2 separate regions of the Homo sapiens genome follow, and region 1 is linked to region 2. Evidence: chromatin loops called from intact Hi-C (ENCODE). Cell type or tissue: heart left ventricle. All regions are shown on one strand. Each heading gives the region's core, and the rest is flanking DNA. Links, peaks and the distances in the headings are about the cores only. Region 1 overlaps STK33 (serine/threonine kinase 33). Region 2 has its middle 74 kb from the start of LMO1.

Region 1 (15,300 bases), core at 2,496-10,495, 46 kb after region 2:
TAAAACACACTTCAAAATGGGATATATCATATAAACATAATTAAAATAAAAATCATATGATCATTTCAATAGATGCAGAAAAAGTATTCAACAAAATACAGCATCCTTTATGATAAAAACTCTCAACAAACTAGCCATTGAAGGGACTTACCCCAAAATAATAAAAGCCATGTATGACAGACCCACAGCACTCCATCATACTGAATGGGGAAAAGGTGAAACATTCCCCCTGAGAACTGGTACAGGACAAAGATGCCCACTTTCACCACTTCTATTCAATATAGTACTGGAAGTCCTAGCTAGAGCAATCAGGCAAGAGAAAGAAAGAGCAAATTGGAAAAGAGGAGGTCAAACTACAGCTGTTTACCAATTATATGATCATATACCTAGAAAACCCTGAAGACTCCTCCAAAAGATTCCAAGATTTGATAAATAAATTCAGTAAAGTCTCAGGTAATAAAATCAATGTACACAAATCAGTAGCACTGCTTTATACCACCAAGTTGAGAATCAAATCAAGAACTTAATCCCTTTTACAACAGCTGCAAAAAATAAAATACCTAGGAATATACTTAACCAAGGAGGTAAAAGATCCCTACAAAGAGAACTACAAAAACTGCTGAAAGAAACCATAGGTGACACAAACAACTAGAAACACATCCCAAGCTCATGAACTAGAAGAGTCAATATCATGAAAATGACCATACTGCCTGTATTAGTCCATTCTTGGGCTACTATGAAGAAATACTCAAGACTGGGTAATTTATAAAGGAAAGAGGTTTAATTGACTCACCATTCCGCAGGGCTAGGGAGGCCTCAGTAAACTTACAATCATGATGGAAGGAGAAGCAAATGCATCCTTCTTCACATGGCAGCAGCAGGGAGAAGTTCAGAGCGAAGTGGGGGGAAGCCCCTTAAAAAACCATCAGATCTCTTCAAGCCTGTAATCCCAGCACTTCGGGAGGCCGAGGTGGGTGGATCACCTGAAGTCGGGAGTTTGAGACCAGCCTGACCAACATGGAGAAACCCCGTCTCTAATAAAAACACAAAATTAGCTGGGCATGGTGGTGCATGCCTGTAATCCCATCTACTCGGGAGGCTGAGGCAGGAGAATCGCTTGAACCTGGGAGGCAGAGGTTGCAGTGAGTCAAGATCGCACCATTGCACTCCAGCCTGGGCAACAAGAGTGAAACTCCATCTCAAAAAACAGACAAACAAACAAACAAAAACAACCATCAGATCTCATGAGAACTCACTCACCATCACGAGAACAGCATGAGAATAAATGCCCTCATGATTCAATTACCTCCCACTGGGTCCCTCTCACAACATGTGGGGATTATGGGAACTATAATTCAAGATGAGGTTTGAGTGGGGACACAGCCAAACTATATCACTGCTGAAAGTAAGCTACAGATTCAGTGCAATTCCTATCCTAACACCAACATCTTTTTTCACAGAGTTAGAAAAAAAAAATCCTAAAATTCACATGGAACCAAAAAAGTCCCAAGTACCCAAAGCAATCCTAAGCAAAAAGAACAAATCTGGAGGCATCACATTACCAGACTTCAAATTATACTACAAGGCTATGGTTACCAAAACAGCGTGGTACCAGTATAAAAGTAGACACGTAGACCAATGCAACAGAAAAGAGAACACAGAAATAAAGCTAAATACTTAAAACCAACTGGTCTTCAACAATACACACAAAAACATAAATTGGGGAAAGGAGACCCTATCTAATAAATAGTGCTGGGAAAACTGGCTAGCCATATGTAGAACAATGAAACTGGATCCCTATCTCTCACCTTATATAAAAATCAACTCAAGACGGATCAAAAGACTTGAATCTAAGACCTGAAACCATAAAAACTCAAGAAGATAACCTAGGAAAAACTCTCCTGCACATTGGCCTAGGCAAATAATTCATAACTAAGAACCCAAAGTAAATGCAACAAAAACAAAAATAAATAAATGGGACCTAATTAAACTAAAAGGCTTCTGCACAGCAGAAGAAATAATCATCAGAGTAAACAGACAACCCACAGAAGGGGAGAAAATATTAGCAAACTATGCATCAAACGAAGAACTAATATCTAGAATCTACAAATAACTCAAACAGATTAGCAAGAAAAAAACAAATAATCTTATCAAAAAGTAGGAAAAGACATGAACAGACATTTCTCAAAGGAAGATATACAAATGGCCAACAAACATGAAAAAATGCTCAACATCACTAATCAACAGGGAAATGCAAATTAGAACCACAATGAGGTACCACATTACTCTTGAAGAATGCCCTTTTTTTAAAAATTAACTTTTAAGTTCAGGGTTACATGTGCAGGTTTGTGATATAGGTAAACTTGTGTCATGGGCGCTTTGTTGTACAGATTATTTTGTCACTTCAATATTAAGCCTAGTACCCATTAGTTATTTTTTCTGATCCTCTCCCTCCACCCACCCTTCACCCTCTGATAGGCCCCCGTGTCTGTGGTTCCCCTCTTTGTGCTATCCATAAGTCCTCATCATTTAACTCCCACTTATAAGTGAGGACATGTGGTATTTGGTTTTCTGTTCCTGTGTTAGTTTGCCAAGGATAATGGCCTCCAGCTCCATCCATATTCCTGCAAAGGACGTGACCTCATTTATTTTTGTGGCTCCATAGTATTCCATGGTGTTTATATACCACATTTTCTTTATCCATTCTACCAACGATGGGCATTTAGGTTGATTCCATGTCTTTTCTATTGTGAATAATCCTGCAATGAACATACACGTGCATGTGTCTTTATGACAGAAAAATTTATATTCCTTTGGGTATATACCCAGTAATGGGATTGCTGGGTTGAATGGTATTTGTGTTTTTGGGTCTTTGAGGAATCACCACACTGTTTTCCACAATGGTTGAACTAATGTATACTCCCACCAACAGTATATGAGCCTTAAGAACGGCCATTATTGGCCAGGCACAGTGGTTCATGCCTGTAGTCCCAGCACTTTGAGAGGCCGAGATGGGTGGATTGCTTGAGTTCAGGACTTCAAGACCAGCCTGGCCAACATGGTGAAACCTCGTCTCTACTAAAAATACAAAAAATAGCTTGGCATGGTCATGGGCACCTGTAATCCCAGCTACTCAGGAGGCTGAGGCAGGAGAATCACTTGAAACCGGGAGGCAGAGGTTGCAGCGAGCCGAGATCATGCCATTGCACTCCAGCCTGGTTGACAAGAGTGAAACTCCTTCTCAAAAAAAAAAAAAAAAATGGCTGTTATTAAAAAGTCAAAAAAGTGGGCATGTGGTGAAAAGGGAACAATTATACACTGCTGGTTGGAATGTAAATTAGTACGGCCCCTATGGAAAACAGTATGGAGATTTCACAAAGAACTAAAAGTAGATCTACCATTCAATTCAATACTGGGTATCTACCCAAAGGAAAATAAATCATTGTATCAAAAAGACACCTGCACATGTATGTTTATTGCAGGACAATTCACAATTGCAAAGATACGGAACCAACCTAAGTGCCCATCAACCAATGAGTGCATTTTAAAAATGTGGTATATATACACCGTGGCATATACACACTACTATACACACATATATACACACTACTCAGCCATCAAAAAGAATGAAATAATGTCTTTTGCAGCAATTTGGATGGAGCTGGAGGCCACTATTCCAAGTAAAGGAACTCAGGAATGGAAAATCAAATACCCTATGTCCTCACTTACAGGTGGGAGCTAAGATATGGATATGCAAAGGCACACAGAGTGGTATAATGGACTATGGAGATTCAGAAGGAGTGCTGGGTGGCGAAGGATAAAAACCTACATATTGGGTACAATGTACACTACTCGGGTGATGGGTGCACTCAAATCTCAGATTTCATCACTGTACAATTCATCCGTGTAACCAAAAACCACTTGTACCCCACAAGCTATTAAAATAAAAAAAATTAAGAAAACACACCTCATTTTAAATCTAACTTGCAAAGGCAGTTGTGGGGACTGCTACATAATTAGTAAGGGGTATTCCAAGTAATCTGTCAGCCGAGAGTCTCCTGGCTGCCCCTTCCCCACTCCATTGTGGCTAAGGGTTAGGGCTCCTGCTGTTGACCCACGGAGAATGAAAGCAGGGACAGCTGCTGGGGCTGTGAGTGACTAAGCCACAAGAGCCTGTGCCTGCCCTGATCCCCAAATAAGGATCCCACAGGCGGAAGGTTTATCCCACAGTGAACATCCTGAATGCAGAAACATGAGAGATCACCTAGCACCCAGCACCCCACTTGTAGCCGACACCCCACCTGGCTTCTGGTCTAGTGAGCACCGAGCAGCTGGAACACCCTGTCCCTGGGCCTTGCTGTACAGTGAGGGGCTGGACTACCTCTCACCCTTTACACCTCCAACGATGCCTGTCATTATTTCTTTTGTGAGCTCTGTGTTTTGAAATATTTTATTACCCAAAAACTTTAGGTGAGTGTGGTCTGAGCCATTTCACTATAGGCAGATACGCTTTTTCCATTATGTTCCTTGCAATTTGGAAATAGCCTACAGATCCCTTTAGTTTGGGGCCCAGATAGGAAACAGACACGTTGCATGTCAGGATTACCTGGGGAGCTTCTGAGACCCAGAAGGGAAGGGCCAGAGCAATCTCTGCTGAGACCTCCTTCCCACCCATATCCCTCTGTAACCACAGTATGCACCGTGCCTCTCCCACACCACACCTCTTCCCAACTCCTGCCTCGCCCCCACCCCCACATCCTACGGCTTATGTACCAGCACACCCTTGCCACCCACATCCACTCCACTCCACGAGGTCAGTCCACATGAAGGGACATCCTGCAGCGAGGAACATCGGAGGACCGCAGGGCCCGGCTGCTGTGTCACGCTACATTGGGGTGACACTTGGGATTTGGGCCTGGCGCTCATCACACTGGACATGTGGCATCTTGCTGGGCAGCTGCCGCCACAGCCCCTGGCTGACCAGAGGCTGCACAGTCGCTGATGGTAGCTGGGGAGCAGAAGCCCTGGAAATGAAAGTGAGAGGCAAGGACATCAGAAATGATGCATCTGAGCCTCTGCCTCAGGCAAAGAGCCACAAGTGGACAAGGACATGTGTGAACACTCCTGGGAATTCTCAGAGATGTTCAGGGGAGGGCGCTCAGAGTCTTCCCTGCAAAAGACTCAGATTCCTGATAGTAGCATGGGGAGAGAGGGCTCAGAGCCATTCCATTTAGGCAAAGAAGTTAATGTGCCCCAGTGCCTGTGGGCGGGAGGCGTGGGGACATGCAGCTTACACAGACACAGACCACACCTGCGCTCACCCTGTTTGGAGGGTCCAGGACAGGTCCTGTGTGAGGTTGCCAAACCTCTCCTGTTTCCCACCGCCACCCCAGCAGGAGCTAAGCCACTAAGGCATCCTCTGGCAAGCAGGCCTGTAATTCGGTTTGTGCCTTCTTCCCTCCCCATATATCTCAGTGGATAATTAGCAAGACCGATACTTAAGGAAAATGAGTGTGTCTTCCTGGATAATCTCAGGGCTCTGTGACTCAGACCCAACCCCAGAGCGCTGACTCAACACACTCTCTGTTGCTCCCCACAGGCAACACACTGCAAAAAGCCTCTTTAGCAGTCACTGAAAGTCCACCACAAGGACACTGATAGGAAAATAACCATGCTTCAGGGACACATTGTCATTAAAGCCTGTCCTGGTAAACTCAAACTAGATTGTCCACGAATCCCTGTTAACAGGAACACAATGGACTGCAGTGACAGACGCACAGTGTTCCGAGGACTGGGGGTGACGGGCCACACTTGGAGGTCTGACTTCAATTTTGGAAAAAGACCCAGATGAACTAGAATGAAGGGCCTAGAAACATGTCACTAAGGAAGAGTCCAAGAGACATGGGGATGTTTAGCCTGAAGAAGGCACACAGGGCTGTGGGAATTACCTTCAAACCCAAGGGGCTGGATGTGGCAGCTGGAGAGGCCTTTAAAGAGCTCCAGAAGGGCCAGTGAGCAGCAGGTGTCAGATGATAGGAAGAATTTTCTCACACTTAGGTGTTTCCAGAGTGGAATTCATCTGCCTTGGGAGGTAGGGAGCCCCCAACCCCAGGAACGTGTCATCAGAGGTGGGAGCTCACTGGAGCTGGCTGTGGGTGCAGCTTCTGCACTGAGGAAGAGTTGGGCTGAAGGAACAGTTCAGACAGTCCAGGATTCTGCAAATATGGGTTTCAGCAAAATACCTGGCCCACCATTTTCTGATTTATTGCTAATGGAAGGCTATGGAATTATGATTTAGCTATTGAGGGCTTGTAAACTGTCACTATTCAGATTCAATTAATCAAGCGATAAGGAGATTTGGCCACATCTCCCAGGGATATTTCTCCGAATGGCATTTCATGTCATTCCACTCCATTCTCATCCTTCTTCTTGCCAAAATACAGTCACTGCCTAGTCCTTGAGTGAGGGAGACACACTTGCTGTGTGGACCAAGATGGTGCCTTGATACCAGGTCTCCCTGGATTCTGTGAGCCCTGTCAGGCACCCAGAAGCCTCTGCACACAGTTTCGCTATTAACTCTGGGTCTCTCTTCACATCCTTCTCCACCTTAGGGCTCTTTTCTCTCTATCCACCTTGATCTGCTCCAACCCTTAAATCCATCTCAAGTAGTCATCTCCACTTTGAGGTCTGATAGAGATCTCAAACTTCATACGATCAGCTAGATGTGGGCAGAAAGTTACCCAGGTGCCGAGGCAAGAGAGTGAAGGCACAAGCTGTTCCAATATAATAAAGAAAGTATTTAGAATAAGAAAAGTTATACTAGAAATAGGATATAGAGATGATCATATATGGATAATCATAATAATTAGTTTTTAGTATTAATCTGTTTTATTATTATAACCAAGGAATAACCAGCCAGTGCAGAGTCAGGAGCTGAAGGAACACTGTGAGAAGTGACCAGAAGACAAGAGTGTGAGCCCTCTGTCACGTCCGGATAAGGGCCGCTGGAGGGCACCATGGTCTTGCGGTAATGCCAGTGCCTGGGAAGGCGCTCATTACTTAGCAGACCGTGAAAGGGAAACTCCCTTTCTTTGGAGGAGTTAGAGAACACTCTGCTCCACCAGCCTCTTGCGGGAGGTCGGACATTAGCCAGGCCTGCCCACAGACATCCGGAGGCTTAAACGTCTCCTTGTGGTGCTGTGCTTCAGTGGTCACGCTCCTTGTTCACTTTTATGTTCCGCCTGTACACCTGGTCCTCCTTTTAACTTCCTAGAAGACAGCAGTAGCAGAAATAGTGAAAGTATTAAAGTGTTTGATCTCTCTGATAAGTGCGTAGAAAAAACGCTGACGTATGCTGTCCTCCCTGTCTGCTTCGGCGATCACAAAGGGATGGGCCCCTTGTCCTGTAAACACGTGACTTGCTTGACCTTATCAATCACTTGAGATGACTCACTCTCCTTACCCTGCCCCCTTGCCTTGTATACAATAAATAGCAGTGCGTCCAGCCATTTGGGGCCACTACCGGACTCCGCGCATTCATGGTAGTGGTCCCCTGGGCCCAGCTGTCTTTCATACTCTTAGTCTTGTCTCTTATTTTTCTACAATCTCTCGTCTCCACACATGAAGAGAACACCACTAGGCCCTGTAGGGCAGGACCCTACACTAGAACTCTTCATTCCACTGCCAGCCCAGGCCTGGCCTTCCCCAGGAAGCGACACCACCATCAATCTGGTTACTGAAGCCAAAGTCATCCCTGGCCTCCTCACCCATTCTTCTTCAACCATCACCTCTAATCCATCACTGAATCCTATCAATTTGATTTCCAAAACATATTTCATATCAATCCATTTCTCTCCATCTTCTCTGCCACCATCTTATTCAATGTCCTCTAACTAATCTCCCTGGTTCCACTTTTGTTCCACTTTGCATAATTCATTTACACAGAAGACAAACGGATCCTTTAAACACATAATCAGACGTCGAGCCCTCAATGGCTTCCCAGTGCATTTAGAATAAAAGGGTTTCTTCCTGTGGCCCCCTAAATCCTGCAGGACCTGACCCCTGTCTCTCCCCTTCCCTGATCATCCTGGCCTTTGGGCCAAGTCCTGGACTCCATCAAGCTCTTCCCCTGTTCCCTCTGCCTAAAACATCCCTCCCCGGCTCTTCCCACGGTTGGCTTCCTTAGAGAGGCTTTCCAGAGGGTTCCTATCCTGTAATCCTCTATGATAGCACTCTATATAGAAATGCCTTATCTCTAATCACAATATATAATTATTTTACGCATTTGTATAGATGGCCATCATCTGTCTCTGTGCCCCCATGGCTACAAGCTCCCTATGTTGGGCAATGGTTTTGACTGCCTTTCACATTGTTTTATATCCAGCGCCTATCAGTGCCTGGCACATGGTAGGTGGCCAACAACTATTTCTTGAATGAATGACTGAGTCTCTCAATCCAGTTCCTTTTTTTTTTTTTGAGATGGAGTCTCGCTCTTTTGCCCAGGCTGGAGTGCAGCGGCGCTATCTCCACTCACTGCAAGCTCCGCCTCCCGGGTTCACGCCATTCTCCTGCCTCAGCCTCCCGAGTAGCTGGGACTACAGGCACCCGCCACCACGCCCGGCTAATTTTTTGTATTTTTAGTAGAGACAGGGTTTCACCATGTTAGCCAGGATGGTCTCGATCTCTGACCTCGTGATCCACCCACCTTGGCCTCCCAAAGTGCTGGGATTACAGGCGTGAGCCACCGCGCCCGGCCAATCCAGTTCTTAATGAACATCTTTTGTACAACTCTGTCCATGCTGGTGCCACGGGGTCTGATGCTGGTCATCTTATACAGGAAAAGAAAAAGATTTTGGTGGTAGTCAGACTATTCCCCTCCAAGCAATCAGAATCACTGCAGGTAAGACATTTCTGCCAAGATTTCACACGGGCTGGGCTACACAGTAATGAAGCCTGGTCAGGGACTGCTATAAAAAAGTTGGTGAGCAGAAAGTTGATATGAAACTTAAGTGGCTAAATGACTATAGTCTCATGACTAATTTCTGTGCTGATGGGGGCAAGGGACTGAAGCTACAACCAGGTAATTACTTCTGGAAGAAAAACAACTCTTGTAAAAATTTATCCATTTGCATGGTTTTGGGTAGCTAGAAGCCTTTTCTTCCAAAGTTCCAAAACAGCAATGAGGATCCTGAATAAGAACTGCCTCTCTTCTCCTGGGACCAAGTGGCAGGCAGTGGCCTGGGAGGTGGGCAGCCAGGGGGAGGTGGCACCATCCCCCGCTGCTGGCTTAGGCCCAGAGCAGACGTCTCCCGTCCTGCACCACAGAATCCGCGGAGCCTATGGGAACATGGCTGCCCCCTGAACCAGGACGGTGTCAATGTGAAAGGGACAAAACGTCACTGCGCCTAACCGTCCTCTAAAGAAGTGAGCAATGGCAAAAGCTAGAGGAATGCAGGATGGGGAGGTGGACTCCACATCTGAACTCCACCTGCTCAGCGGCACAGCTGCTCACACCACCTGATGAAGGGATGTGGGAAATCGAAACATGATAGTGATTCTAACCCCCAGCTGCCCTGAGATGGGAATCACACTTTGCTCCTGGTAAGCATCGATCTGTCATGTCTGCACAGAAAGGACGGTCCCTGTGAATTCCTGAGGAAAGAACGGAGCCTCTTTTCTCTCTTCGGTTAAAAACATATTCAAAGGCTTCTAAAGACTGCTCCAGACAAAAGGACCAGTTAAAGCCTTGAGAACTTACTTTTATCACGCAAAGTCCTTCAGAATGCAGCTTTCCCTGATATAGTGCTTGAGTCTCGACCAAATTCGTCAACATGCAAAATAATTCCACTCCCTTCTGAAACCTCAAGCCCAAACTTGTCAAAATTATCACTCTAGGCTCCTGCTGGAGACAGAGGTGTTTGTGAGTTGCTCGGCCTTTTGAAACTCTGGGATCAAACTTCACGGTAGCTTAGGCCTAAAGAGTAGGGGAGCAAAAACACGAACATCTTGAGAGGCATATAGTACAACAGTGATACTTGAGCACACTGGCCAGGTTCCAGTTTACGTTCTGCTACTTCTTAGCTGTGTGACCTTGGACACAAGACCTTGGACATTAAGACCTTGGTTCTTAATCTCTCTGTGCCTTAATTCATTTCTCTGTAGAGATAATAATGGTATCAACTTCACAGGCCGTGGTAAGAATGGAAAGAACTGATACACGTAACGTGCTTAGAATGGTGTCTGGCATGTATAAGTGCTCTGTAACTGTTGCTGCTGTTACATCATGACTCTGAAAGGGGGTTTTAGTTAAAATGGATCCCATCCACTATTATAGCTCAAAGTCCAGCTTGCAAAAAGACTTTGATTCTAGTAACTAAGTGGAAGCCAGTGTTTGGACCAGGAAATATCAGCTGCCACCTCCCTGCAAGGGCATCTTCCTCAGGGTCCAGTGAGGGGGTCAGTTGCTCTCCATCTTCCACCCCACCCGCCCCACCCTTCAGTCACATGGGAATGCTGACTCCTCCAGCCTTGCAATTGCTCCTGGGGATGGAGACAACTTTTTGTGCTGACTGAGCTTTCCTAAAGAATAGCCTGGCTTCAGGATTTTGCCTACAGGGAGGTTTTGGTCCCCAAAGGGCAGGGAGACTTCTATGGCCCCTGTATCAATGCCCTGGTTATGGTGTGAAGATGCCACAGGATCTAGTTCGGAGAGGAACCAGCAGAAGCCTGGACGGAGACAGGGTCTGCACGGCGTCTCTAGTCCCATTCTCTGGGCCAGGACAGGACCTGATGCATGTTTGGAGGAGGAGGTCCAGGATCTGGCTAAGGTACCTGGGATGGCACTGGGCAACAGGGAAGGGGAGGTCCTGAGAGTGCCATGGTGACACTGCAAAAGTCCTATTAATCTTCCCAATGGGGCAGTGGTGGGAACCCCCACCACTCCTCTGAGGGCTGACCCAGATTATTCAGGGAAATATGGAGAACTGACCCAGCAAGCACAGAGTTGAGCTGATTATAGCAGGGACTGAAGAAGGCAGCCACAAGAAATGCAAGACAGCCGCAGATGCGGCCTCGCTTTGAAGAACAAAGGCAAAGAAAATTGGCTCACCAATGAGAATTAAGTGATAACAATGTACTGAACAGAAATCAAAATCGGTTCTCAGCCAGCTCACTCAGAAAAATGCAGGATCCTGAAGAGTACAACTGAACGATGTGAGACCTTTGAATAGTAAAAACTTTTACCTTAAAATGCTTTTGTAAAGTGATTTCAGTGCTTGTAGAGATGAAGCGAACACGAAGCCCAGGAGACGTCTTGTCTTCAGGTCTCCTGTGCTTCCTGGGCTCCACGGGGTCCCCTGGAAGCCCCTTCCCTGGTCTCTCATTGGCAGCAAGCAGCCAGTGTAGGGTGGCCTCCTCCCAGGTTCTGTTGGCTGTCACAGTGAAGTGTTGCATTCTTTAGGCTCCCAAACCTTGAGCCCAGACAATTTCAGATTTCAGGTTCGGTATCGGGCAACGCTCCAGGTATCCTGCCCTACCTGGGTCCCAACCTCAGGAACATCTCCCCACCAGCCCCTCCCCAACCCTTAGTGACCACCCAGGTGAATCTCTTTGTGTCAGGAAGAGCTCGTTTATCTTTTTTGCCCTTTACTGTACTTTGGTAGGAGACTGGCAGCCAGAGACAAAACTACCTTGGGTCAGGAACAATGCAGCACTGATAAGGAAAGGGTCTCCACCACTTGAGTTGCAGCCAAAGACAGGTGGTAAACTTAAATGCGGAAGCTGAGGATTTAACAGAGACTGTTCATAAAGGCACTGAGAGGGTTTGGGAAAACCCACAAAGGAAGACATAGTAGCCAGGGCAACAGGCTGGTCTTGGCCTGCAAGGGCAGGGGACACAGCTGTAAGAGGGCTGCCTGGCAGGAGCCACGCCCACCAAAGAAGGCAGCAAATGCCCAGCAGCCTGGCCCAGAGCAGGGAGGCACTCGGGAGTCAGCGTCTGGACCTGGCTCTCCCCTTCTCTCATCTCCCCTTGGTGCCTTCATTGACAGAATGCCAATGAATCCAGAAGCCCAGGGAGTGTGTTAATGCAGTACCTGAAGATCAGCCTCTCTGGGCAGAGACGGCAGAGCAGGCAGAGTGGTTCTGGAGGGGCAGATAGAAAATATCCAGCCCAGGGTCATTTCCCAGAGGCCACAGCTCCTTGGTCTCTAGCCAAGCACAGCCATTATAGGACGCAACTTCCCTGGCCAATTTCAAAGCTCTGCTTGCTGCTGGGAATGCATGTTTAAACAAAGCCTTTATTCTCTGTTCCAACAGCGCGGCTGGAATTTAAAAAGCTTCATTTTCAAGACTGGTTGCTTTTGATCTGTCTAACCTGGAACTTACATTTTGGAGTCAAATAGAATTATTTAAACAAAGCATTTCAGTGATAAGCACAAGATGTTTTGATTTTTTTTGGCTGGCCCCCACCCAACCCCCGCAGCACCACACAACATTCCTACTCAAAATGAAAGGACAACTTTGTGGCTGACTCTTAAAATCTCAGCTTCCATTTCCCTGGGTCTTCGTTTCCTCATCCTGTGCCTTTTTCTAGGTTTGCCTGTGTACGGGCCCTGGGAGGGGGCTAACTTTACCTCAGACTGGCCTGGAACAACCAAATATTCTATGAGCAGTGCTTCCCTCCTCTCGCTCCGGCTTCCGGCTTTGGCAGAACCATGTGTTGTCATCCTGTCTTCTTTATTAATTATAATTTATTTTCATTTTGCTCCACATATCCCCATTTTCCTTCCTTCTCTGATGTAAGGCCTTCTCTGATATCATCCTCTATTCTCCTCAAATGAATTTGTCCCCAGCTTGCCTGCATTCCTCTCTTTTTATCATATTTTGCCTGCCTTATCTGTCACTCAAGTTGGAATGCGGATCGCTACTTGAATTCCTTGAAAATAACACCTGCGCTGTGCTGTCCTAGACAGACTATGTCCCGCTGGATCACAGCAAAACCCAGCTCCCCATGCTATGGAGCACAGGAGGTGTCACAGTGTTTGTTATTGGTGCCTTCGAGTTGGCCTATCAGTCATTGAAAGTCAATCTGAAATGGAAGAGCGCCCTTTTTTCACAGCTGTGAAAGCAAATGGAGGAAGGAAGGCCATATATCCCCAGACCTTAAAGAGGCACATCTGTTGGAAACAAAGCTCAGACATGGCCTGGTCCAAGTGTGTTCTACACAACGAAGTAACAAAAATACCACTAAGTAACACAAAAATGATGTGGAAATTCTCTCTAGAAAGAGTGAGCTAAATTTCTATTAAAATGACTCCTACAAATCAAATGAACACCTCGATGGAGGGGCGTTAATAGAATGCATCATATGACAGGCAGGGTGGCTGGCCTTGCCTGGTGTGAGGTGGGAATAGGTGAAGACACACTAACGTGTTATAAAATGACTTCATCTTTTAGTTAGTGGTTAGTTCTGGACCTTTGCTCAAGCTTACTGAGCAGAATCGCTAATTTTTAGGGCCAAGAGAAGTGTGGATAGTACTCTATCTAACAATAGGATCTTCTAATCCCAAAAGAATATCACTGTGAAAGTAAGAGTATTTTTAATATACAGAATATTTCATTTTCAAGCCCAGGGAATAGGCAGAATCAAAGCCACCATCTTGGTTAGGCTTTTCTGCAAGGAGACAAGCAGCCACCGTGCACTAGGTCCCTGCTTCTCCCCGCCGGAGGTGACGGAACTGCAGTGCACACATCTGCCTTTGAGACTACTAGGGAAGGGAAGGCTCCACTTAGCTAATGAAGCCAGAGTTCTCATCAGGTGAACAGAACACGCCCTTTAAAGACTGGCTTACTAAACCCTGAGAGAAAGCTTAAAGCTCAGGATATGGTTTATGGGCTTATGATACGACTGGAACTAGACATCAAGAAGGGAGAAAGATCTTGAAGCAGCTATGTTAATGACAGTTTAAAATAAAATACAGACAATTTCCACTAGATATGCCTTGGCCAGCAGGTTCCCCCAAGGAAAGCACACTGAAGGTACTAAGAAAATACTGGCAGAACCACGTGGGGCAACACAGGCCAGTGCTATCTTTGACTCATTCGGAATCACAATAGTGTCTTCTAAACTAACTGCAAGAAGCACACGTACTATTTTTAGTTACCAAGTGGATTTAAATGCAACTAGTATATGCTCAGCTGGCCAGATGTGGGCCATTTTGGAGACCTGACAGTTCCATGGGGGGTTGGAATGGAACTAGGTTATGACTTTATGAAGGTAAAAGCAATTGCAAATTCTTTCTTTAGAATTTGCTTTGGAAGCAAAGGAAAGTAGCTATTCAACCAGTTTGACTTCAACTGGCAAAATTAGTTACCCAGGTGGAAAGGAGATGTCTATAAAGCTAAGAGAAATGAGGTATGGTCCCCTGTTTCTTGCTTCATGATCTTCCCCAAAGATGTGTGCCTACCATTGCAGCAGTAGAACAAACTTATAATTTGCATAAAGGCTTAGAGGACCTTATTATATTCACCTCTTGTTAACATAAAAATTAATGTGCTGAGTAACATCTGTTTTTTATTGATTTAATCAATACATTGGGAATTTAGCAGCAAGTTAATGGCAAGCAGTTACAAAATCTCCTATTTTTCTACATTTAAAATAAGCTGTCTTAAACAATCTATAGCAACCTAAAATCTCACGAACACATGTGAATGACTGAAGCACTTCTGCTGTAATACGTATGGCAAGTTTATTAGTAATTTTCTAACAAAGTCTTCTAGTGCAAAGTGCACATAATTATTTGGCACCTCCATTACTATATTTGGCCTCTTGTTTTCCCCTATAAATAGCTGTGCCTAAACATAAGAATTTGAAGTAAAAATGAGCAAGTGTGCCCACAGCCTTAAATTGAAGGTATCTGCCCCCCTAAAAAACCTTCGTGTACATCTTGAGTTGATTTCCACTGCAGCCCACTGCCAAGCCTACTGGTGGCTGTCCTTTAATGCCATGTGCAGCTTATGCTGCTTTGGAGATAAGCAGCTTCAATTTTAAGCTGGTGCAAACACATGGCGGGGCTCTGTGGAGCTAAAAGGCTACAAGCTCAGCATAGGGCTGTCTTCTTCCCCTCCTACCCCCTCATCAAAGTGCTAACAAGAGCAGCTTTGTTTTTGTACTGTCCAACACTGGAGGGAACCTTAGAGTTTCTTTTTGGTTCTGGACAGGGCGCCGGATTTAGCAGGGTACTTGGTTGCTGTTCCTTGGCTTGGAGTCACAGGGGTTTTCTCCATTTCTCCCTTGATTTC
Region 2 (15,300 bases), core at 3,821-11,820:
TCCCTCTGGGAAGCAGCAGGGTCGTTGCCCGGAGCAAGCTTCGAGTGGCAACCCAGAAGTGAGGAGGTCAATCCCCGCAGCCCCCTGCCTCCTGCCTCCACCCTCCCACCTCCCACAGGTTGGGTCTCTACTTCTCTTAAGAATCCCCATCTGCAGCTGCTAAAGTTTGCATTCTTTCTTTCTTTTTTTTTTTTTCTTTCTTAAGAATCCCCATCTGGCCGTGAGCCAGACTGACCCAGTGCCCTCCAGCTCCGAGTGTGACTTCCTGGCGTGCCCTGCTCTGCCGAGCTGGAGAAGGGCCACCATCGGTGCTCTCTCGGGTATGTGATCTAAGTTCTCACCTTCCTTCCCACTCTTCCTCCGTCCCTCCTCCCCACCCGCCCCTCTCTGGCACCATGGCATCATGGACCCTGTAAAACCAGATAGAGCCGACTTGAAATCTGGCTGTGCTCCTTATTAGCGGGGTGACCTTGGGCAAGTTACTTAACCTTTCTCAGTCTCCATCATAGTTCAGTTCAATGAAGACAGTAATTCCTACCCTGCAGGGCTACTGGGAGACTTCCGTGAAATACCGTGGGCGAAGTGCCAGGCACAGTGCTTGGCACACGGCAGGTGTTTACTGGGTCAGCCCCATGCTCTTTGGAGTCTTCCCCAAACCTGAGTCAATGCCCTGTGTCCACTGCCCTCTCTCTGTCCTCCATTCCCCCATCTCTCACAGAGCATGGGACACTTCAGCGTATGGCCTCAAGACCCAACAGGTTCTCCAGGACTGGCCCCTATCAGGAGAATCCCTCTGTCTAGGAATCTGCACCTCAGCCTGACCTTATTGGGAGTGGGAGCTGGTACCAAGGTTGGATGCTGGGCACTAGTAGCCACTAGATATAGGTCTAGGACATCTGCTGGACCACCAGAACGCTCTGGAGCCAGGCTGGCTGGGTTTGAACTCTTACTCTGCCATTCACTATCTGGGTGACCTTAACCAAGTTATTCAGCCTCTCCATGCCTCAATTTTCTAATCTGCAAAATGGGAATAATAACAAGAGTATCTCATCATGGTTCTGGTAGGAGGATTCATGAGTTCATCAGTGTACAGCATTCAGAACCACATTTGACACACAGGAAGTACTAGCTGTGCTTGTTGTCATTACTTGCTATCCTTCTGAGGGGGTGACTGTCCTCTGTGGGACCTGCCTGTTCTGAGGTTGCAGATTGATTTCCCTGGGCTTGAGATATCTCCAGATTGCCTACAAAAACAGGAGAAAAGGAGGCAGGACCTGAGTGGGTGGGACAGGACCACCTAGAACATGCTGAGGACCATTCTGGACCACATCACTCTGTGTTTGGGATCAAGCAGTCCCTACTAAAGCCAGACCTCTCTCTGTCCCATCTGCTGGCCATGGGGCCTTCCCATGATGCAGCTCTGGCCAGGGGCCTTCTGAGGTACCTGGTGGGGCAGATCCCCAGGGTCCAGGCCAGCTTGGGGGGGGGGGCAGCAGAGGCTGGAGGGCACAGGGAGAGAGCACAGGGATGCCTCAGCCCAGAGAGACCTCTCTGTGGGCCAGCCCTCCTTACCAGACTGAGGGCTTTGCCACTGCTCACCCTCCTACAGTCCTTCCCACCACCCGCTTAGGTTCTCTGCAGGGGCTCAGCTGCAGTGGTGCCTCTGACAGGGAGAGGCCGGTGAGTCACCTCCCCCATAAGCAAGTGTACAAATGGAGGCCCGGAGAGGCCATTGGATTGTTCCAATTCAGGGACACAAATGAATCATTACCAGACTGACCAAAATCTCCATCCTCCAGATCTGAGCTAGAACAGGGCAGTGGTGGCTGGAAAAGGAAGGGTGGGGGCCAGTCTAGGGACCCCAGCATGGAGGCTGAGCAAGTTGGGCCAGTCCCGGACCCAGGTGCCTGGCATTTGGGCCTGTGGACTTGCCCTCTTGGCCTCACCCTTCCTACTCCCCCTTGCTAGCCACCCAGCCCCAGCCACACTGTCCTAGACTATCATGTACACACTGTGACAAGCTGCCACTTCCTTAATGCGAGTCCTCTGGCAATTCACTTCCCCATTCTGGACCCCACTGTGCACATCTGAAAGAAGCGCAGGAGGGGCCTGCCTGCCTATGGGTCTCCAACTCAAGTGAGCGGCCTGCTGTCTCAGCAGAGTGGACACAGCATGGCACCTGCTCTCTGCAGAGGGTATCCCACAGGCCCAGGCTGGGTGAAGTTTGACTTCATGGGACATACTGGATGGATGTGGCTGCCCAGTATCATCTCCATGACCTTAGGCTTCATGTCAGGCCAAGCCCCAGCTTCAGCAACCCTGCCATGGGAACCCTGCTGGCAACGAGAGTCCTGGGGAAATGTTGCAGCCTACTTGCCACATCTGGGACTCTGTGGGCCCTCACATGGTATTAATGCTCTTTTTAAAAATGGCCTGCATGATAATTTTGCTTCAGCAAAGAAATTCTTAAGTATCCCTCCTTTTACCTCTATCGTACCCCACCCACACCATCGGCCCAGGTCATCTGGCCCTTAGGGGCCATGATTTGGTGGGGTGCGGGCGGCGGGGAATGCAGGGAGGGCAAAGGGAGAAGGAAGCACCTGCAGTGGCTGCCGTATGTGTGCATGTCCAGGCCCAGAAAAGCGCGTTCCCAGGGGCCTCACAAGATTTCTGGCGCTGCTGGTCTCCGACCACGCTAGGATGCTTGATGGATGGGAAGTGCCTGGTTTGTCGAGTCCTTGCTGGGCTTTGTGATAACTCATTATATTTCTTTCTTTACAAATTGCCCCATTAGCACTCCTGAATTGAACTGAATCATAAAGCCAGGAGCATCTCAGCCTGGGCTGAGTCTGGGCGATGAATTACCTGTGGAGCAAAGGCCTGCGTTTTGGGGAGGAGGCTGGGGGCAGCTGGCTGGTGTGGGCCCTAAATTCTGCAAGGGAAATGGGTTTGTTTTCTTTAAGCTCAAGAGAATAAAAGAGTTCTAACCAAGTCCTGCTGGATTTAAATAGCAAGATCTGCCTCGCTGCTCATTGGCTTTCAAGCTGGGGGCTCTGATCCCTATTTGAGGGGTTAAACTCTAACCCCATTAAGCCATTTATGGAAAGCTGACCACCAGGGAGGGAGGCAGCCCCTCTTCCTGCAGCCTCCCTAAACCCCACAGATTCCGAAATTGGTTGTCACTCTCAGTCAGAGGATTCTAAACAAGTAGGCGCTAATCCCCTCTGTTAAGGAGATACTTATTTTGTCTGAAAAACTTCAAAGAGCCCATGACAGACACTCAGAATCAAAATTAGCATTCCAATGAGGATTTAAAAAATAATAATTCTTACAGTTCTGCAGAAGAGAGGAGGAGAGGTGAAGTGACTGGCCCGGAGGCTGGGGGAAGGAGGAGGGGGCGAGCTCCTTTCATCTGCCCACCCCAGGAGCTCTGGGGATCTGCCCTGCTGGCTGAGATGTGGAGCTCCCTCTCCATAAAGGGGCAAAGGCTGGCCTGCAGCCTGCCCCGCCAGGGTGGGCAGGAAGTGGCCACTGCCCCAAAAGGATTGTGCAGATGAGGAATTCAAGGCTTAGAGAGGGCCGTGGTACCCTGCCCATCAGTGACTAAGCTGCAGTTGAAACCAGGTCTCTGCACCTGGGGTGGGCCTGCATGGCAGGATGGGTTGCCGGTCAGTCTGCCTGAAGGCGGCAGTGGTGTTCTCTACTGGCAGTGCTTATAGGAGATGGAGACACTGGCATGTATCCCAGGACAGGTGAGTGGCAGAGTGTGGAGCCAGCTGCCTGACCAACACCCCTGCCATGTTACAGCAGCATGAGGGAACTGCCAGAGGGCTGGGCTTCTGACACTTCCCTCCTGATGAGTCACCACTCACCCCCATGCCTGACCTGTCCCTTTGCTGGATGATTTCACCCCAGCCCCACGCCACCCCTTAACTCATCCTTCCCACCCTAGGAGGCCTCTCTAGCCCTCCCTCACCGGTGTCATCTTGGCATTTTCCTCTCTTGAGGGACCCCACTGTTCCAGATGCCCCCGGCTTCCAAGGCTGGGAGGAGCCACTCATCTCCAGACACGCTCCTCCCTCCCAGTTGCTCTGGCACCTTCCTTTCTGAAGCTGCTTAGGTACCTGCAGGGCTCCCAGGGCCCCCTTGGCTCCTGGGCCAGCTCCCCAACTTGCTCTGTTGGCTCCCGCTTGGGCTGCCAGGAAGCCAGGCGGCAGTGCCCATCAGTAGGCACAAAGCTCCCTCCTGCATCCCATGGCCAGGCTGCCCCAAACCGTTTCTGGTGTCAGCACGGCAGGGAGGACCTCATACCTTAGAGACTGACTGCCAGGACAGGGGCCATGGAAGTTCCCTGTACCCTCTGTCTTCCCTGTAGCCCCTTACCCCCAATACACACTGCTTTTCTGCAACACCTCCAAGCTCTATCCATCCCTCTCATCTACCCAGACCCCACCAACCCCTCTCCCCACCTCCAAGGCTGATCCAGAACCAGGTTCCATCTATGCAGTCACACACTCCTTCAATGTGTAGGTGTGCTCTGTGCCTGGCCCTGGGTTGGGCACCCCAGCACATACCCTGCTCTTGGTCTGCTTCCAGCCAAGTGGGAGACACAAGCAGGAGTGCTGGGCCATCGCAGTACACAGGCTGTAGATCTCTGACAGAGGGAACAGAGAAATCCATGCTGTGGCAGATCCTGAGGAGGTGCCAGGAAGTGGGGTCTCAGAGCTTCAGGAGGAAGCCATCAGGTGCGCGGAGGAATGAAGGGCCTTTGGGGTGGAGACCGCAGCCTGCAAATCGCAGAGAGGCCAGAAGTGCCTCGGGCTGAGGGGGACCCAGACCCTCAGCTCAGGCAACTCTGGGCCCCTCCTGATCGCTAGCGGGGTCCCCAGGCCCTTTATGGAGTCCAGGCGGTCCTGGCTACCTGTTCTGTTAACAGGATCGGACAGCACATGAACTTCAGAGAGGGGAAGAAGGAAACTCCCGAGGGCTCCCACCTCTACTCACCACTGACGCTCCCAGCCACCAATGAGAGGGACCCCTTGAAGGCATTACCTCATGCAGGACAATGGCCATTGGCTCCTGGTACTAGTGAAGGCTGACGACCTCCAAAAGGTCCTGCTTTGGGCATTAACCCTTCTTGAGGCAAGTCTGGTCTCTCCTGACAGCCAGTGTCCTCCCTGTGAAGATGGATCTATTCAAAGCACCTTCATGTCCACTCTCTCATAACATAGACGCCTCAAACTTTCATGCTCTGAGACTGCGTAGGCCAGCATTGTCCTATAGAAATACAATGTGAGCCACACAGGTCACTTTAAAGTTTCCAGGAGTCACATTTAAAAAGGATTAATTTTAATAATACATTTTCTTTAACCCAATATTATTACTGGGTTTATAAAACCCAAAACATTATCATTTCAACATGTAATCAACATAAACATTATGAATGAGATATTTTACATTCTTCTATGGTGATGAGTCACAGAAATCTAGCGTGTATTTTACACTCACAGCACAGCTCAATTCCTACGAGCCAAGTTTCAGGTGCTGCTCCACGGCTACACGCGGCTATTGTACTCTACAGCACAGAGACCAGCATGCTGGGTCTACAGAGGAGAATGCTGGGAGGGAGGAGAGTGGACTTGCTCATGGCCAAATGCAAACCAGGCTCTGGGATGAAGTCCCCCGACTCTAGCTCCCGGCCTTCCTGCTGTCCTGCTGGAGCCTGAGGTGGCCCCAGGGCACTGAGATGGAAGAGCCCTGGGCTGGTGCTTGAGGCTGGCATCCCGAGCTGGTCCTGCTGCTCACCTGCCCTCGTATGACCTTGGGGCCCCACTGGACACAGGGGCCCCACCTGGCCCGGGCCTCTTGCCCTGCCAGCTGAGGAAGGAGGGCCAATGGAGACAACGACAGCACCTGTTCCGTGCCAGGCACCAGGCTGTGGGCTGGGGGTTAGAGTTCCCACCCCGGAGGAGCCTGCAGTGGGTGGGACAATGGCAGCACAACTAATAAAGCCTTGAGTGAGGAATCAGAGGACACCGTGGGGGCAGTGAGGACAGGGTATTTGCCATTCACGGGGAGATGGAAAAGCTGATACTTGAGCTGGGTCTCTGGAGAGGGACAGAAAATCTGCCCAGGGGCCTTTTTCTGACTCACCCAGCTTCCTAAAACTCCAGGAGCCTAGTTTTTCCTGTCAGGTGAACAGCCGAGGTAAGGAAAGTGCACGCAGGCAGCACAAAGTGGGTGGCCCAGCCCTGCCAAATGGTGCTATGACCCTCTCTGCAGAGCCTCAGGAGAACAAGACCTAGCCCTTCCCCTTTTTCTGCAGGCACTCCAGACTTCTTTGGCAGAAATTCCAGGTGTAAGCGGATAAATTGGATCTGTGCTTGGGCAGGATGGCAGCCTGAGTTCTGCCTGCCACAACCTGAGGTGGGAGCCAGTCTGCCTCCTGGGCTAAGGCTGGGCGGTGGCTGTGGGGCCCGCGGGCTGCAAGGCCAGTGCTCTGCAGGCAGGGCCAGGCTGCCTCTTGCCCACACCTGGCCACTAAGCCCCGAGGCCGGTAATGAGGATCTCCTGCACCACCGTGGCTCAGAGGAGGCCTCCTGGCAGCCTGGCCTTGTTCTCATTGTCCTGCTCCAGCCCAAATGCACCAGGCCCAGGCCTCAATCGTGATCAATGGGCCGAGGATGTGCTGACGAGGCACTTTCATCTTTTCTCAAGGCTGGTGTTTGAACTTCTCTGAGCAAGCGGCCTTCCCAAACGGGCTTGTCTTCTAAGAAGGCGGCCAATCTCCTTTCCCTTGCTTCCTAAGCAGGCTGATCCTGAGAGTTATTGAGGCACAAGAAAGGAGATGTTCAAAGGCAAATCTAAATTACCGTCCTCTTCAGACTGGGGAAAAGTCTTATTAAGTCGCCTGCGTGTGATTCCCGGCCTATTTCTGTCTGCAGACCTTTCTTCCTTTGTGCCACATAAATGGACACATCTTATTGATTTTCTTTCAACCTGGATCACCTCCATGGCTGTGAATGTGGGCAGACAAATCCCACTCCTTCCTTCCCTGTGGGGCTGAGGAAGGATGCTGGTGGCAGCCAACAGGGCCGGCCTAGGGGGCTTCTGCGCCCTCCTCACCACCCACTTCCCACTGAACTCAGCAACCCTGCCTGAGAGCCAGCACTTTCTGTGGAGGAGCCAGGAGGCCACTGCAGGCCTACAGGGAGGCTTTGGGACCGCGGAGCCACGGAGCCACGAGGCAGCCTGCAGCGTGGGCCAGGCAGAGGGAGCTTGACGACGGCGGGGGGCGGGGGGGGGGCCCTGCCCTCAGCCTGCTCTCTCACTTCCTGTGCCTCCCACCGTTTCTCGTCTACCGCTCCCCCGCCCCCAGTCCTCACTTTGTTCACCCCACTCCAGCCCTGACCCTTGGCTGAGTATGCCACATACATTTCCATTTCAGGGACTTCGCATTTGTCTTCCCACACATAGAAAGCTCTTCCCCCAGACATCCCCAAGGCTCATGCCCTCACCTTCCAGTCTCCACCCAAATGCAGCTTCTCAGGGAAACTTTCTTGAGCCACCCCATTTAAAATTGCAACCCATCCCCCGTATTCCGTGCTGCCCCCACCGCCACACACTTTATCTTTCTGCACCTCACTCATCGTAATTGACATACTGTTTCTTTTCCTTGCTTGTGTTGGTTGTCTGTCTCCCTTCACTAAAATCTCCATGTCAGCAGGGGCTTCTGCCCCTTTTGTTCACTATAGTGGCACCAGTACTTAGAATAGTGCTCAGTATACAGGGGTGATTAACAAATAAATTGTCCAGTGTGTGACCACAGGCCATACACAGGGCCTGGCCAAGGCCAGCATACCGGCTTCTGTGATCCAGGCACCAGCCTCCAGAGGGCGCCACACAGGATGCCCAGCCCCGATCCTCCAGGGAGGATCATCTCTGCTCCAGATCACTGCAGGCTCCCAGAAAAAGGATCCAGACATTCCCCGGGCCGGAGGTTTGGCCTGGGCACTGACTGCCCTAGCTTTGGCCTCAGAACAGATGGCTTCTATGTCCAGGACGATGTCTCTGATCCTATCAGTTATCAGGAACAGGCCCCTTGTGAGGGTGTTTCACCCCACCAGACCCAGCCGGCCAGGACGGTGCCACATCAATGCTCTGGGCCTTCAGCTGCCTCCCACAAGCCACTCCCAGAGGGTGGAACCACCTCTGGGGACCCCAGGGCTGCCACGCACCTCCCTTACTATACCCTAGGCCAGGTGGTGGGTATAATAATTATTGTAGAAACCACCCTGGTTGGCCAAAGGATACCTGACTCCCCAGTTACTCCCTGGGTGGCTTTTTCCATCTCCTCACCTCAGTTTCCCCATCTGCAACGTGGAAAAGGTGACCCAGAGAACCAGAAGACCCCTTCTTCTGTCAGTCTGACAGTCAATGGCCTTCTCATGTGTCCCTCTCTCTCTCAATGGGCCAAATCATCTTTGAGGGCCAGGACAATCTCTGATTTTTGTCCTCATACAGCCCAGGGCCTGGCTCCAAGTAAGTTCTTAGTGGGTGTTTGTTGAATGACTGACCGACTGACTGACTGACTGAATGAATGAACCTGCAAGTGTGCAGGCCCATAAAGAAATGGACCTTAGGCCCCGGCATCACTTTGCTGGTCACAGCTGAAAATCCCCATGCATCGGCTTGCTAGAGAGAAGCAGACAGACAGATGGAAGCAAGCAAGGCCCAGGAATTCTTTGGGGGAAAGTGGCTCATTTCCAAAGGGAAGGCTATAGGCTGTGGGAAGACAAAAAAAATTCCTCAAAATTAAACCAAAGGAGGGGTTTGGGGAGCGATGGGGCTCCGAGGGATTTATTAATGCACGCCTCCGAGTGATTCTTCCTCCTGCAATCCAGGCACGGGGTTAGCACCGACTTCCAAATTATATTTAATTGGACAATTATTCAAACTGAAAAACCTGCACAGGAAACGAAGGCGGTCCTTAATAAACACCTTGTCTCCTCAGCCCCAAACAGGCAAGTCGTTTACTGACCCAAGAGGCACAATTTTGTCTTTGGTAAATTTATTTTGAAGTAATTGCCGACTCCGGGAGTAACCATTTTTCAAAGGGAAACTTGGCTCTAGCCAGCAGAATAATAAATTGTTCCTGACCCGTGTGAAGCCTAATCCCATTAGAAAGATGTGTGCTTAGAGGGTGCAGGGCGGCGCACAGAGGCCAGGGATGGCCCTGCGCTCGGCGGCAGAGGCGCCCGGCTGGTGACCAGGGGAAGCCTCCTGGGCTGACCCGTGCACAGCCACAGGGACCAGCCCAGACGTTCTCTACAGCGGGGGCTGCAAGAGCTAGGGCAAGGGTGGGTGGGAGGTTGTCACCTGGCCGTGGTCGCCACATCGGGGAGAGGACTAAAGCTTCCGCAGCCACCTCCGGCTCCGCCTGGGGCAGGACACAGCCTCCAAGCCCAACCTCTTCCCGGGTCTCCTTTCCCATCTCCTCCCTGACCACGCCTCACCACGCCCCTCCACCAGGTGAGTCCTCACCTCCTCTCTCTCCAGCTCTGCCTGGCCCTGACCCGACCCGCCTACCTTCTCCCTGCCCCTGGTGAGCTTGTGCAGAACCCGAGGGCACAGCGTCTTTTGCGCAGAAGGCGCACCGCGCGACCAGCACCTTGTTGAGCAGCTGAGGGCCTTGGGGAACCTGCTTTAATGAATAGGAGTGCGTTCATAAACAGCATATCCATATGCAAATGAGTACCTCCAACAGCCTGGAAACAGGCTGGTCTCTGATTGCTTCTATTTGAGCAAACACAATTTATAAACTCTGGGGTCTTTTTTCAGGAAAGGAATGAAGGGGCTTCCCTTGATTTACAAATTCCAACTTGAAAGGCAAGGTTCTTCCTTCTATGTCTAGTACAACTCAATGCCCCCAAATCCAGGCTTGGCCTTAGGTGATCTCTAAGGTCCTTGGGAGACCTTGCCCTAAGGTCCCCAAGGCAGGGACCTTTGGTTTTGTTCACCGATGTGTCCAAGTTCCTACAACAGTGCCTGCCATGAAATGATATTCAATAAATATTGTTCACATAAGTGAACTCCTGGAGAACCCCTCCTCCATTGCATCACACAGCCTTTCTTCAGACCTTGAGCAAGACACTAGAGGTGGACTCTTGAACTGTGATTATCCTCTTCCCTTTTTTTCCAGCTGGGGAAGCTCTGAGAAACTAAGTAACTTGTCCCAGGTACAATGCAGGCCAGAGGTAGGAGCAGGACCAGAAGCTGGTCTCCAGCTTCCAGGGCTCCAATGTCTCTAGTCCCTGCTGCCTTCCAGCACCAGCCTGATCCCCATCTGAGTGATGACACATGCAGCAGGGCCCAGCAAGTGAGCCCACAGAGAGCACTGGAGAGCACTGGAGCTCTATGCACCCCTGTTCTACAGCCAAGGAAACAGGCTCGCAGAGCTGGGTCTTGCCCCAGGTCAAACTTTGAGGGGCCTAGCTTTTGTTTTGTTTTGTTTTGGTTTGTTTTTTTGAGACAGAGTCTCACTCTGCAGCCCAGGCTGGAGTGTAGTGGTGTGATGTTGGCTCACTGCAACCTCCGCCTCCTGGGTTCAAGCAATTCTCCTGCCTCAGTCTCCCCAATAGCTGGGACTACAGGCACATGCCACCACACCAACTAATTTCTGTATTTTTAGTAGAGACGGGGTTTCATCATGTTGGCCAGGCTGGTCTCGAACTCATGACCTCAGGTGATCTGCCTGCCCGGGCCTCCAAAGTGCTGGGATTACAGGCGTGAGCCACTGCACCCAGCCACGAGGGGCCTGTTTCCCTGCTCTTAGGCATCAACATGCAGCCTAGGAGTTAGGGCAAAGTACCCCTGCCTTTGGTCCTCTTCGGGGTGGCAGTGCTTGGGCCCCTTGTATCTAACAAGGCTGCTTTATCAGAGGACAGCGACCCCACAAAGCAGGGAGGCTGCCTCCGTTGGGTTCTAATTCCTGGGCCTTCTACTGCCCTCACCCCATCCCAGCAGCTTCCGGACAACCTAAGGGAGCCAGCACCACACCACTCTCATTGACTCCCTGAAACCCTCTTCTTTGCTCCCGCCCCTGGGCTTCCAGATCATCTTCCCCACTCAGTGGCTTCCTTCAGGATTTCAATGACTGTGGCTTCTTTGCTTAATAGGAAAGGAAGCGTGTTGGCAATATGCCCTCAAAGTTTTACTCCTACCTAGAAACAAGCCTAGGGCAGCAGCTGGAAAAACGGGGCATTTAGCCTGCCCCAGAGAATACCAGAGCCAAGGAGTCCATGTCCTGGGAGGACTTTGTGGGGAAGCAGTTTAGAAGCTGGAGGTTAGGAGAGCATGTCATGAAGTCAGACCCAAATGTAACCCCTCCCCTTCCTTTAATGAACTGAGTGACTTTCAAAAGACACACCACCTCTCAGAGATTGTTTCCTTGCCTGGAAAATGGAATGATAAATAGAGTGTAAATTGCTAAATTGTTGTGATCATGAGAGTTTACATTTCTTGAGTGCTTGTTATCAAACCAAACTTGGGCCCACCTGCCAGGCACAGCAAAGCCAAACACTGACATCAGGATTTGCAGCGTGAGAAAGTGAGGCATTTATTGCAGGATGCCAAGCAAGGAGAATGGGGCAGCTCATGCTTAAGACCTGATGGCTCACAGAAAAGGGCTTTTAAAGGTGGGGAGGCAGGTATATGACTTTACAAGCAAAGTCATCAGTCAGTCCACGGAGGCGATTCATCGGTTTGACCTAAAAAGGCTGGACACCTTGCAGGTGGGGAGGAAGGGGAGGTGGATTCAAAGATATTCTCATTTGTGATTGGCTAAGCAGCTAAAACTCTGGGGGTCAGCAGAAAAGAATGTTGAGCTCTGGCCTGTGGGCGTGACTTCCTCCAGGACCTTCAGGAAGAACTTTAGAACAAAGAATGGTGCTCAGAGTTCAGCCCTCAATTCCTCCTTATGTGAGGTCTATGTGCCAGCAGTTGGCCTTTCTCATTTAGTCGGAGTCTGGGTTTCTGAAAAACAACTCAGAGACATATGGTAAGATGTCATCTTTAGTTTCTAGAGGAACCATCATTTTGTGACTCTGTCTTCCTTGGTGATTGTTTTAAGCTACTGTTAGCTTCTTGCTTAGCAGGTTGTTCATTGACTTCTCAATGCTAGCTAGGTCCCCTTGAAGGAACTCAAGATTTTTCTTTATTTTCATGCCTCGGGGCTGGTGCCCCACACTTGCTACGTATCAACCACTATTCTAAACACTTTACATCCACTCATTCATTTAATCTGCATGACATGCTTATGAGGTAGGTATTATTTCCTTGTTTAACTGATGAGGAACATAAGACACAGAGAGGCTCAGTGACTTGCCCAAGGTCACACAGCTAGTAAGCATCCTTCTTCTAATGGATAGAATAGGCCTGGCATACTGTAATTGATAAATATCATTACGGTTATTATTAAGACCTGGCTTTCCTTGTGCCAGACCAAAGAGCAAAAGGAGCATGGCCACTGCAGGATCAAAGGAGCAATAAAGGTGTGTGTCAGGGAAAGTGCGATGAGCCAGGGAGGCAGGGGCATAAGCTGGCTCTGATGCTTTTGGTGGGGGCACTGAGGCTCATCCCCAGGCAGGCATTTGCATCCACTGATTTACATAAGACTTAAGAAGTCCGCTGGGAGAAGGACTTGAACTTAAACCACATACGATCGTTTCCTATAGGGCTCCAGGGCCCTGACACAGATGGAAGTACTCTCCTCATGGCCCAGAGGGCAAATCCAGCCGGGACAGAGCCCCAGTGGGAGCGTGGGTCATGGCCAATGAGCATGAGGGGGCAGCGCCTGTCTGGCCACTCTGGCAGCAGTGTGTGCTGTGCCCTGGGGCAGGAAGCCATCACAGACTGAGTCACAACACATACACCTTGAAACCTGTCACCCAACTGTGGGTGCTCTAACTGGAAAGGAGCACCGCTCGCTTTGTGAGGGAGGGCCAAAGATGGTGGGGAAGGGTCTCCCTTGCCATATGACTGGCAGTGGGGACAGCAGCAAATTCCTGGCACGATGAGTTCTGAGGTGACTGTGGCGGTGGCCGTGGCAGTGAAAGCCTGGCAGGGCTGTGGCTCAGTCAGCTGTCCCTGTGAGCACCAGACCACATAAAGTACTGCTGGAAATCCCCCGCACACTCGGGCAGAAAGAACAGGGAAAGGGTGGGGACTGGGTGCCCGCAAGGCACTCTCACCATGGCAGCTGCAGAGATGCATTCGCGCCTCACTCCTGGGCTCCTGCCCTCATCAAGGCTGGGGCGAGTCTCATAGCTGGCCTCTCCCTCTCCCCTTCCCCAGCACCCCCTCTCCAATCTCCACTCCTCTCCACTGCCCCAGACTGATTGTTCCAGAACACAGTTCTCACCATGCCTTGACCCTCTGGTGGCTCCTTAGCCCTCGAGGGCAGTGCCCCAGCCCCTCATCCTGGCCTCAGCTCTCACCCCTCACCCGCTGCCAGCCTCCCTAGTCTCCTTCACCTCACATAGCTCCCATTCCCCCCAAGGGAATCTAATCACCAGCTTAGCTTTGACTGCCCTTCCACTCCTCCACAGGAACTCATGTGAGTCCTTCAGAGCCCCAGTCCACGGCTCCTTCTTCCAGCAGTCCGCTCTGGTCCTTTTTCTTGCTCTGTCGAGCTCCCAGGAAATAATATAAAAATAATAGGGCTGGACGCAGTGACTCTCGCCTAGAATACCAACACTCTGGGAGGCCAAGGTGAGAGAATCGAGTGAGGTCAGGAGTTCAAGACCAGCCTGGGCGACACAGGGAGAACCCCATCTCTAAAACAAACAAAACACACACACACACACACACACACACACACACCCCAGTTAGCTGGGCATGGTGCACACCTGTAGTTCTAGCTACTCAGGAGGCTGAGCCAGGAGGATCACTTTAGCCCAGGAGTTTGAGGCTGCAGTGAGCTATGATTACACCACTGCACTCCAACCTGGGTGACAGAGCGTGAGCCTGTCTCCAATAAAATAAAAATAAAAATAACAGCAAACACTTCTATAGCACATACTAGGTGCCAATATTAGTCCAAGAGCTTTACCATTAACTCCTTTCATCCTTACAATTGTATGAGGTAGTTACTATATCATCCTTGTTTTACAGTTTAGAGGACTGAGCACAGAGAGGTTAAGTAATGTGCTGAAGGTCACACAGCTAGCAAGGAGTGGAGCTGATATTCAAACGCAGACAGCCTGGTTCCAAGGTTATTTTCTCCTGCGATGGGTATAAAATGACCATTATTTTATATCCATAGGTTTAGGTGTCAGTTAGAAGCTATATTTCCTTCTAGGGTGTGGAAAGTACTTGGGCCTAGGTCTACATTACTGCACACCCCTTTGCCTGAGATGGGCTCAAATCCCACGGTTGGCTGATGACCCTGGAGGTGGGGAGGCTCCGCTCCTGGAGCCCAGGGCTGTGCTTCCTCGCTCAGCATCCTGTGCGGTGCAGACCCTGCCAGGCACCATCTCCAGCCTCCTTGCCTCCCTCCCAGTCCCTGGTCTTCTCAGGGCACTTCCCATGTGCCTCTAGAGCTGCCTCTCCCCTGCCTGGCAAAGACCCCAAGGTTGGACCTGACAGTTTCCAAATCAGCTCAACGTCCCCAGCAGAAAGGCTGGTCCAGTGACTTACCCCAGGACAGTTCTTCCCCTTCCAAATCTCTCCACTTCCCCACTCGCACCTTCCCTCTATGCTTGGCCCCAGAGAAGAATGAAGTTGGATCCCCAAGGCTCTAAGCATCTCCAGAGCTTCACCTGAGAGGCCCCGCAGAGTCCGAGTTAAAATCTACTGTCCTGCTGGAGTTCACAGTCCAACTATTGACAACCCCAGACTTCTAATCTTAACATCACTTAGAAAGTCCTGGCTAATATTAGTCGTAAAACCACTGTGTCTATATTAGCACTATTAAAGGCCAGGCTCTCTTAGGCAAACAGAAGAAAATGTAACTAGAGCCTGGCACAGGGAAGATGCCATTAAACCCTCGTCTCCCTTCCTTCCTTCCACGAATACGTATTAAGCACTTGCTGTGGGCCAAGGCCTAGGCAGGATGCCGGGGAAAATGCTGAAAGCACACGGATCTTCACGGAGCTAACGGTGTAATGAAGGAGACAGGCAGGAAGACCCATTCATAGCATGCGGTTTGGGTGTGCCAGCAAGCCAGGGAGTAGGGGAACGTGGCTCCTCCCTGGGAGTGGTTGAGCAAGGCTCTTTACCTGTGTGGGGGACAGGCAGAGA

What was found. Peaks named below come from ENCODE experiments on the same cell type or tissue, not always from the same donor. Only the 100,000 strongest peaks of a DNase experiment are listed, where the experiment ranks them.
Region 1: it touches region 2 in a loop (7-fold over the local background); 2 of 110 quality-filtered maps call a loop at or near these places.

What each region holds. Positions count from the first base shown.
Region 1 is chr11:8,377,318-8,392,617 of GRCh38, forward strand. STK33 (serine/threonine kinase 33) reads right to left here. Exons shown (of 16, transcript NM_001352389.2): 16 at 14,553-15,300. The coding sequence ends at 15,193. Among named protein-coding and RNA genes, the nearest start is that of LMO1, 120 kb to the left of the region's middle. In heart left ventricle, for the core only: no CTCF peak of the experiment used is centred there; a DNase peak (open chromatin) is centred at 7,054.
Region 2 is chr11:8,330,350-8,345,649 of GRCh38, forward strand. It overlaps a transcript of STK33 not described here. Among named protein-coding and RNA genes, the nearest start is that of LMO1, 74 kb to the left of the region's middle. RefSeq lists enhancers at 6,179-6,996, 7,815-8,630, 8,730-9,391, 13,175-13,224, 13,315-13,374. In heart left ventricle, for the core only: a CTCF peak has its summit at 7,885 (motif pointing right); a DNase peak (open chromatin) is centred at 7,892.